2 separate regions of the Homo sapiens genome follow, and region 2 is linked to region 1. The links are chromatin contacts, found by Hi-C in ENCODE. All regions are on one chromosome and are shown on one strand. The core of a region is the stretch at or near the end of the contact, and the rest is flanking DNA. Distances in the headings are between cores, read along the strand shown.

The links. A loop is a pair of places that touch in the nucleus more often than their neighbours do. Pooled maps may share reads with other maps.
Region 2: a loop to region 1 is called in a map with no recorded cell type, with 18 times the contacts of the local background. The contact joins the promoter of UFL1-AS1 here to the enhancer-like site in region 1. A Hi-C loop is called at or near these places in 3 of 37 single-sample maps with no recorded cell type and 2 of 50 pooled maps.

Annotation. Positions count from the first base shown.
Region 1 is chr6:97,666,936-97,671,294 of GRCh38, reverse strand. All of the region lies in intron 3 of LOC101927314 (a long non-coding RNA gene), which reads right to left. Among named protein-coding and RNA genes, the nearest start is that of MIR2113, 360 kb to the left of the region's middle. RefSeq lists an enhancer at 2,228-3,086. Within about 2 kb of position 1,959, at least 5 of the 41 ENCODE cell types and tissues checked have a DNase peak (open chromatin) inside an H3K27ac peak, as active enhancers do.
Region 2 is chr6:96,518,461-96,523,015 of GRCh38, reverse strand. UFL1-AS1 (UFL1 antisense RNA 1) reads left to right here and starts at 1,302. Exons shown (of 4, transcript XR_007059687.1): 1 at 1,302-4,555. UFL1 (UFM1 specific ligase 1) reads right to left here and starts at 1,210. Exons shown (of 19, transcript NM_015323.5): 1 at 1,066-1,210. The coding sequence starts at 1,142. RefSeq lists enhancers at 1-749, 1,416-1,605, 750-1,621, 1,622-2,493, 2,494-3,367.

The sequences.
Region 1 (4,359 bases), core at 710-3,209:
AAAGAAATGGTTCATAACTCCTCCTTTTCTCCTTATTTCAAGAAACTCCTGAAATCTTATCTTGTCCATAAAACCTTCCCATTTCTTGCTTCTCTCTACATCGTACACTTCTATGATGATTCTAACTGTTCCCTCTACTCTCTTCACTGACCCATTGGCATAGAATGTTATTTGCATGCAATTGTTAATTTAGTTTATACACTTAGCTAGTGGCTGTCTTCTAGTCTTTGTGCCTTGTGTGTAAAACTTTGTTAATTCTATATGTCTTAGAGAAAAAAGCTCCCTGGTAGCCTAGGCTTGCTTTTCTTGCCTCTCCATTTGCATAATGTTGTATAGCACCATGTAAATACAGATACTTGATTAATGGTTTCTGACAGATGCTATCAAATAAAATATCAGTACTGCAAAATTATAAATGTATATAGTTCTTCTAACCATAATTTTGATCCTTTTTTTCTAAATCCACATAATTTCACTTTGTCTTGAGCTATACTCCTTGGTGCACTGTAATTTGAATAAAACATACACCTGAAAGATCTACTTAAGAGGAAAAAGACATAAAAACTAAATTGAGAAGCTAAATCAGGCTATTAAAAATAATCAATATTCCCCCATGGGATATCTTCTCTCTCCCTTGCTTCCTCCCTCCCTCGTGTGTGTGTGTGTGTGTGTGTGTGTGTGTCTGTGTCTCACAATGCTTCCATAATGCAACATCCTAGAAAGAGGTGATTGTCAGGATAATAATCTTTATATCACCTATCACCTAACATGTTTATTATCACTTACCTTTATTTAAATACGCAATAGTGAAATGAGTTCATCTGCACCCATCCCTTTTAGTGCAGATTTTTGGTTTGCCCTTAGTATAGCCAAGAAAGAAGATCCCAGCTGGTAACTTTCTCAAAAAGAAAAGAAGAAATGATTTGTAATGGACTGAGCTCAGGGTAAAATGTCAGGTGATCCTGATTTTTTGGGTTACAAAAATCCTTCAAACTTTAAGCTGCTACTAGCCTTGTAGAGATTCTGAACCACTGGAGATGTTAAGTAGAGATTCAGCAGAACTGAAGTATCTTCATGGATTTTATCACTTTGTTGTATAACTGAAACTATAGTTACCATCAGTCACTGTTATTTTATTTCGTGTGTGGTGTGTGTGTGTGTGTGTGTGAGAGAGAGAGAGAGAGAGAGAGAGAAAGAGAGAGAGAGAAAGAGAGATACATTTTGGTCATTTTATTTAAAAATAGTTCACCTTCAGAAATAGAAATATGGGATCTATTGATAAACAATGGTACCACTACGACTCTTAAAATTCAAGAAAACAATTAATTACACAAGAAGAGCTACCCTAAAGTTCTCTCCAGAGAGGTCCCAAAGTCAAGATAAAAAGTCTGTTGTTGGGGACATTTTCAGCATAACCTTCTCCTGGGCAGAAAAATGAGTCACTGCCCATATTTCTCAGTTAATATTTTCTTGCCTTATTTTAATGTAGGAAAATACAGAAACGATCTACAGCTGTAAGAATGTGAAATATTCGGGCATCATTCGGGGTTCTCATATGACAAGATTTATCAATCTTTAAAATGCTCAAAAGGCTGTGAGAACAAAAACTGTCAAACACAATCACACAACGGGGCTCCACAGCACCAGAAGAAATTAAGTGAGGATTTCACCAAGTAAGCTGCTCCTTCACACACTCACAGCAGCCAAGAAGAAACAGCAAGCGCTGCGGAGTTGGAAAAAACCTTGCCTCACATGTGGAATAGAACGACACCTACATAGAAAAATAGCGAGCTGGTGCAGTTATCGGCACTGACATTTCAGCTCAACTCCCTCCCTCCCTCTCTCTCTCTTTCCTCCTCAGTCCCACGGGCAGCTGCGGCATTGACAGAAGGCCTGTGTCAGTTTCCATCTGACTGTCACTCTCACTTCTGCCTCTATTATCAGCAGTGCACTGGGGCAGTCCCCGCTTGGAAGGGCTGCTGATCTCTATCTCTCCACTCTACGCTGCCCCTGCCATGAACCTGACTAAGAAGGAGCCAGCCAGAGAGAGCAGGGGGGAAAGGCTGTGCTCTGGGAAAGGGAACTGGGGGAGGGAGGAGGCGGGCGGTTGGGAGGGAAGAGGATGAGAAAAGAAAAGAGAGAAAAACCAACCAAAAAAGGTTAGGGAGGGTAGGGGTGGGCCAGAGGGTGGGGGCGGTAGCGAAGAGGAACAGACCGAGATGAGTGGGGGGCACTGATACAGTTTGGGTCCTTTTCTTATTTTTCCTATCCATTCTCCAGCGTTCAGTCTTTTGTGTCAGCTTTCAGAAATGCTCTGTTTGACTGGCAGCCTGTCACAGATCAGTTACCACCTAAAGCCGCTTGGCAGCGAGAGGTGACGGCCCAGGAAGGGATCTAAGTGGGTTTATCAGTGCTTCTTTACGCCTCGTGAGCTCCTTGACACAAAAGGAAAGGGTATTAAAGATCTAAAGCGAGCCCAAAAGCGTGAAAGCTCCTTATAGGCTGCAGGATGTGGATGTGACTAAATTTTTAAATATTTTGAGTTGATGCTATTCATTTTGCCAATAGAGTAGAAAGAATTTTTGTTACAGAAATGAGTGTATGTTCCACTTGAGTGAGATTTGGAAAAGGGAGGAAGTCCCTAAAATATGTGCTTAGAATATTACAACCGCCCTGTATTTAAAATCATGCATCTGTTTTGAATATAAATAAAATGAGACGCATTTTAAATAAAAATTTAACATTTACATGATTCAAGTTCATTTTAACATTACAGATTTCACTTTTTATGTTTAAACATTATAATTTAATATTCGGCATTTAATTTTTTTGGTGGAAATGGTAAATATGGAAAAGATCCAGAATTCATTAGTTCTCTGCCATATCTTCTCTCTTGGTCCTTTATGCATGGATTATTATTAAAGTAGTGTATTTTTAGCATGCCAATAGCTTCTCTCAACACATTCCTACAATGATAATGGTCCTACTACAGATATCCAAGGCACAGAGCCGTCCCCTTTTTTACCTAATGATAATATTTACTACTATTTTGTTATCTATCTTAAAAGGCCAAGGCTTCCATGGAATATCATTTGAGACGTATGATAATGAATTATCAATGATAACCTACTTTCTGATATCCAGACCGGACAGATTTAATTTAGAAAATGAGTACACCAAACATACTTCTGATCCCACAAACCACATATGATCATGGCAGCCAGTTTCTCATCACAAGCTATTAACTCTGGCATCAGGAGGCCCTGCATCCTGAATGCCTGCTAAAGGATTCTGGATTTGATTTTTTGTTATAATGAAAATCATGAGAAAATAAGTGATTTTTAATAATGTGTTAAAATAGGAAGTTTTCTAATTTCTTGATTTTACATAGAAAAGGCACCCCTTTTTAGTCCCTTTATTGTTTGTTTGCCAACCTGGTTTCTTTCCCCCTTTTTTTAGACTCCATGAATATTACCAAACCTCTCTCAGAGAAATTCCTGCTTGGCTGAAATTCTCTATTTCTTGACATCAATTTATAGACTAATAGATGTGTGAGGATAATCAAATTCAGCTCTATCATTTTATATATAAATACGTGTTTAAACAGTTTCCTACCTATACAGTGCCCTACATAATCTTACTGAGTCCATATTATTATTATTTAAAAATAAATAAAATAAGATTATCTAAGGAACAAAGAAGTCAAGCAAAAAAAGCACATGGGCAAAGGGATTTTGGGGTCAGAAAGACTTAGTCTTCTAGTTACTAACTGCATGGCCTTAGGTAAGTTAACCCTGACATTAACTATTCTAAACTTGGTTCTCTAATCTATAATGGGGAAAAAAATCTACCTTATAGTGTTGCTATGAGAATTAATGAGATAACACACTAAAATTTGGGGTACAATGAATAGCACATGGTAAGCATTCAATAAATAATTGCTATATTATTTCTAATTATTAGTCCAACCAGGCATCAGGTTGTGCACAGGTGTTATCACTTAAAACAAAGACGCCTGCTTTGTTTAAATTTGGGGTTAAATAGTTCAACTTGGAAACCCTGGTTAGCATTGTGAAAACAATTGTCTGTCAATTGCTTCCATACTGTTATTTATTGTTCTAAATTATCAAGACTTCTACAATAAGTAGAAGCTCTTCATTTTTCATTGAAACTAAGAGTCAAAAAGAAAGAGAAGATCCAGTAGAAGCAGGCTTTTCAGGTATGTTTACCATGAAGCATTCAGAATTTCAGTATGACTTTTACCTCAGTTTCAGAAGCTATAGAATTAAGTTAATTGTGTTACTTTTTATTGTAAACAGGCTATAGTCCCACAAAAACTATTTTCATACTGGCCAACAT
Region 2 (4,555 bases), core at 53-2,552, 1.1 Mb after region 1:
TATTTTTCACTAACTGATTCAATAAGTTAAAAAAAAACCTTTCAGAGTAAGTAGGTTTACATATGCTTAAATCATTTATTTAATTGGTACACATCATCCCATCACAAATTTCAAGTCTGTTGTCTCTTACAGGCCTGCTTCCAATCTTCAAATCTGAAGGGAAAATTGAAGACATTTATTTAGGTAGGAAAAAAGAAAAAACAAAACAAAACAAAACAAAAAATGCCCTAATTTCCAGTTTAATCAGAATTTTCTTTTAAATTAAGTGCATAATTGCCTCACTTACACACATGGTCTGCAAGCAGGCAGGGGATGTGGCCTAGTGAAACCATAACTTTTACCCACGTTAGTTACCCATGCAGTTACGAGTTTGCTATCAGTGGTAGAAAATACAGCATAAGGGGATTGCTGTCTTCCGGCTCAAAAGGAATAAAACATCGCAGGTAGGAAGTAGTCAAAGAATAGAAAGGCTTCTATTAGCGTTATTTTTAAAAAGCAGAGTTAGGCTCCTCTGGACACATCCTCCAAAGGTTAGTGGGCTTGTAGAAAATGTCAGTGCCCTGAATAACAGATGGGGTCAGGGGTCTAGCCCTAGGTCTGTTACGAGAGATAAAAGGGCAAGAAGTTTTAAGGATCAACATACTATTTGCCAAGTACTGTACTGGGGGCGGGGGTTAGCCTCTCCTTTCGAGCTCATTCTAGATCAGGAAGTGTATAATAGCCAAGATGTCACAGTGATTTGGTGGTTGGTGGGTGAGGGAGGGTCAAAGAAATGCTCAATAAAGGCAGCTCGAAATCACCGGCCCCGTCCATGGTGGGGCGGGGCGCGCCAGCATTTCGCTGCAGCTGGGCTGGGGGGCTCCAGGGCGTCCTAGGCTGAGGACTTTCCCGCCGAGCCTTGGACTTGGAACTGCGATCCAGGCTCGGGACAGAGGGAGGAGGAGAGAATGGTGACAAGCAGCGAGAAGACCCGGGATGCAGGGCCGCGGGTCTAAAGTCCCAGATACAGGCGTGTCCGCCCACGGCCTAATTTGGGCTCCACAAAGGAGAGGGAGGGTCGGGCACCTCTGCGTGGCCTCGGCGAACTGCGCCCGCTGGAAGTCGGCCGCCAACCGCCTAATCTCTTCCCAGGCGTCCGCCATCACGGCCTGACTCGCAGTAGACGCGGAGGAACTGCAGACACGTCAGCCGACAGGCGGTGGGAGAAGAGAGGCGGAACGGGCCGCGCAGAGGGACAAGAGGCTCCGCCCCCGACGCAGACACACCAAACGCTTGCGCCCGAGGCGCGGGGGGCGGGCGGAAGTGCCGTGGTTGTACCGCGGCGCTGGGGGTTCCTCCCGGCGAGACTGGCGGGGCTGCGGCGGCTAGGAGAGTGGTGCGTAGGTGTTTCTGGGGGGGTCGTGGGCAGGATGCAGGGCTCAGTAAAGTTTAGTGTCAGAACTTTGTTTGCGCTACCCCTAATATTTCCGTAGAGTAATAGTTGTATTAACTACTTTTCTTTTTTCTTCTGTCCTCCATTTGTTTTGGGGGAGGGTGCGGAGGAATAAGCCTGTGTCTAAGATTGGCGCCTCTCTTCTCTAGCTGTTAACTCTGAGCATTCCCTTTTGTATAGGGTATCGTGTTAATTTTTACATGCACCCAGAGCAGTCTGCCTTTTGGAAGATACATGGGAGACCCTACCGAAAGTAATTACTTTTTTTTTACAGAGTGAATAAATTTGCGTGTCATAAAGGCTGTATAATTGCTTTCGTGTCTAGAGTTCTAGAGTCTTTCGTATTTCTCTTATTGCAATGATTAACTTCATCAAATAATGAGGAATATAAACATAAGGTGCATGGCTATCAAGGAAACAGGGAAAGCAAAGAGAACATGTATCCTGCTTCCCTGTTGAGTAGATATTTACTCAGGTGTACCTTTCTTTTTTATATCTTTTTTATATCTTATGAATTGAAAATAAATCATGGGACCCCCAAATCACTAAGCTAAAGGGAAAAGTCATACTGGGAACTGCTTAGGGAATCCTGCCTCCCATTCTATTCAAAGTCACCCCTCTGCTCACTGAGATAAATGCATGTCTGATTGCCTCATTTGGAGAGGCTCATAAGAGAATGCAACTGTCTGTTATCTACCTATGACTTGGAACTTCCTCCCCACTTGGAGTTGCCCCGCTTTTCCAGATCAGACCAATGTTTATCTTACATATATTGATTGCTGCCCCATGTCTCCCTAAAATGTGTAAAACCAAGCTGTGCCCCAGCCACCTTGGGCGCATGTTGTCAGGATCTGTGCCATGTCATGGATGCAAGTTCTTAACTTTGGCTAAATAAACTTTCTGAGTTGATTGTGACCTGTCTCAGATATTTGGAGTTCATGTATCTCACTCTTTACTATTTAAAAAATATTATTCCAGTTAGAAAGAATGAATAATATCAAGTATTTGATAGCACAGCAGGGTGACTAGTTGTCAGAGGCGTTTGAACTAGAGCAACTCCATCTTGAATAGGGGCTGGGTAAAATAAGGCTGAAACCTACTGGGCTGCATTCCCAGGAGGTTAGTCACAGAGTGAGATAGAAGGTCCACAGGCAGGAAAAACAAGTCATAAAGACCTTGCCGATAAAACAGGTTGCAGTAGTGAAGCCAACCAAAACCCACCAGAAACCAAGATGATGAATACAGTGACCTCTGGTCGTCTTCACTGCTCATTATATGCTAATTATAATTCATTATCATGTTAAAAGACACCCCCACCAGTGCCATGACAGTGTACAGATGCCATGGCAACGTCTGGAAGTTACCTTATATGGGTCTAAAATGGGGAGGAACTCTCAGCCCTGGGAATTGCCTACACCTTTCCTTGGAAAACTTGTGAATAATCCACCCCTTGTTTAGCTGTAATCAAGAAATAACTATAGGTATCCTTAGGCCAGCAGCTCAAGCCGTTGCTCTGCCTATGGAATAGCCATTTTTTTTTTCCTTTGCTTTCTTTATAAACTTGCTTCACTTTATGGATTTGCTTTCAATTCTTTCTTGTATGAAATCCAAAAACCTTCTCTTGGGGTCTGGATTGGGACACCTTTCCGGAAGTACAGTCAATAATAATTCAATTGTACATTTTAAAAAACAAAGTACAAGTGGATTGTTTGTAACACAAAGGAAATGCTTGAGGTAATGGATACCACATTTACCCTGATGTGATAATTACATGCTGTATGCCTGCATCAAAATATTTCATGTACTCCATAAATATATACACCTACTATGTACCTACAAAAATTAAAAACTAAAAAATAAAAATATTCCTTTTAATCATATATTGATAGAGTTGGTAAAGGGGAGCTATTTCAATTTCTTTTCCATCTAAGTACATTACTGTGGGCAACTCAAATCCAATGCCATAAACGTAATTGTCTATTAAATTCCCCAGCTTTATTTAAAAGACAGGAACTCAGTCATAAAACCTTCCACTAAGTACTGCTAGAAAATGACAATGGCTACCTGATTATGGACCAAGAGGGAAAACACCAGAAGTCAAAGAGGTAGTTTGGAAGGTGGTAGGTAGTGTGGTTCCAGAGAGCATCAAGCTTCAAAACAAGCAGAAACATTCATTCCTAAAACACATATTTATTAATTCTCTATCAGATGCCATGGAGCACAGTGGTGGATAAGGAAGACATGGTCTGGCCGTAACAATTTTGAAATCTAATGAAGCAGATTAAAAAGATAAGTACTTACAATAAAAGTGTGGAAATTCTAACAATAGGGGAAGTATAGGGCAGTATGTGATCACTTGGCAGCCAAACTTCTTGCTTCCTATGTAAGACTCTCACAGTCAGACTGGAGCTGCACATCTCTGCCGCTGCACAACACATGGAGAATAGTCTGCTGTATCCTAGCCTTGCCAAGCCCTTTCAGGACCCCATGTCTTTACTGGATTGCCTGTCCACTTCCCCACGCCCCCGACCCTCATCCCCGCATATTATTTTGTAACATATTTCTTCATGGTATCCCAGCTTTAAAGTCTTCAATGAAACCTTTTAAACTCCTACAGTTATTGTATATGTTGTGTTTCCACATTTCTTTATTTAGATGCCTCTAATAGCAAGAAAAGTTATATTGTAGTTTATTAACTTATTTACTGCATCTCTCAATATCCTGAGCTCCTAAAGGAACTCCTGAAAGTTCCTCAGCACTTAGCGTGACAACTAGTACATAGTACCTGCTGTATTCTATAAATGTCCTTTATGTGAGTAAGTCAGTGTAAATGTTTTGGTGCAGCATTATACTTTGGTAAAATAGTACTATGTTAATATTACTAACATTTACATTTATTCCTAAGAAAGGAAACCATAAGAATAATTCATGGTTATATTTTCTAGAGACTAGGCTTGTTTCGTCCAGTATGGTACTCAATAGCCATATAAAGCTATTTACATTTAAATTAATTAAGATTAAATACAATTGATAATGTGGTCCTTCAGTTGCACTAGCCACATTTCAGATTCTCAGTAGTCACATGTGCCTCATGGCTATCATATGGGATAGTTTAGAAAAACA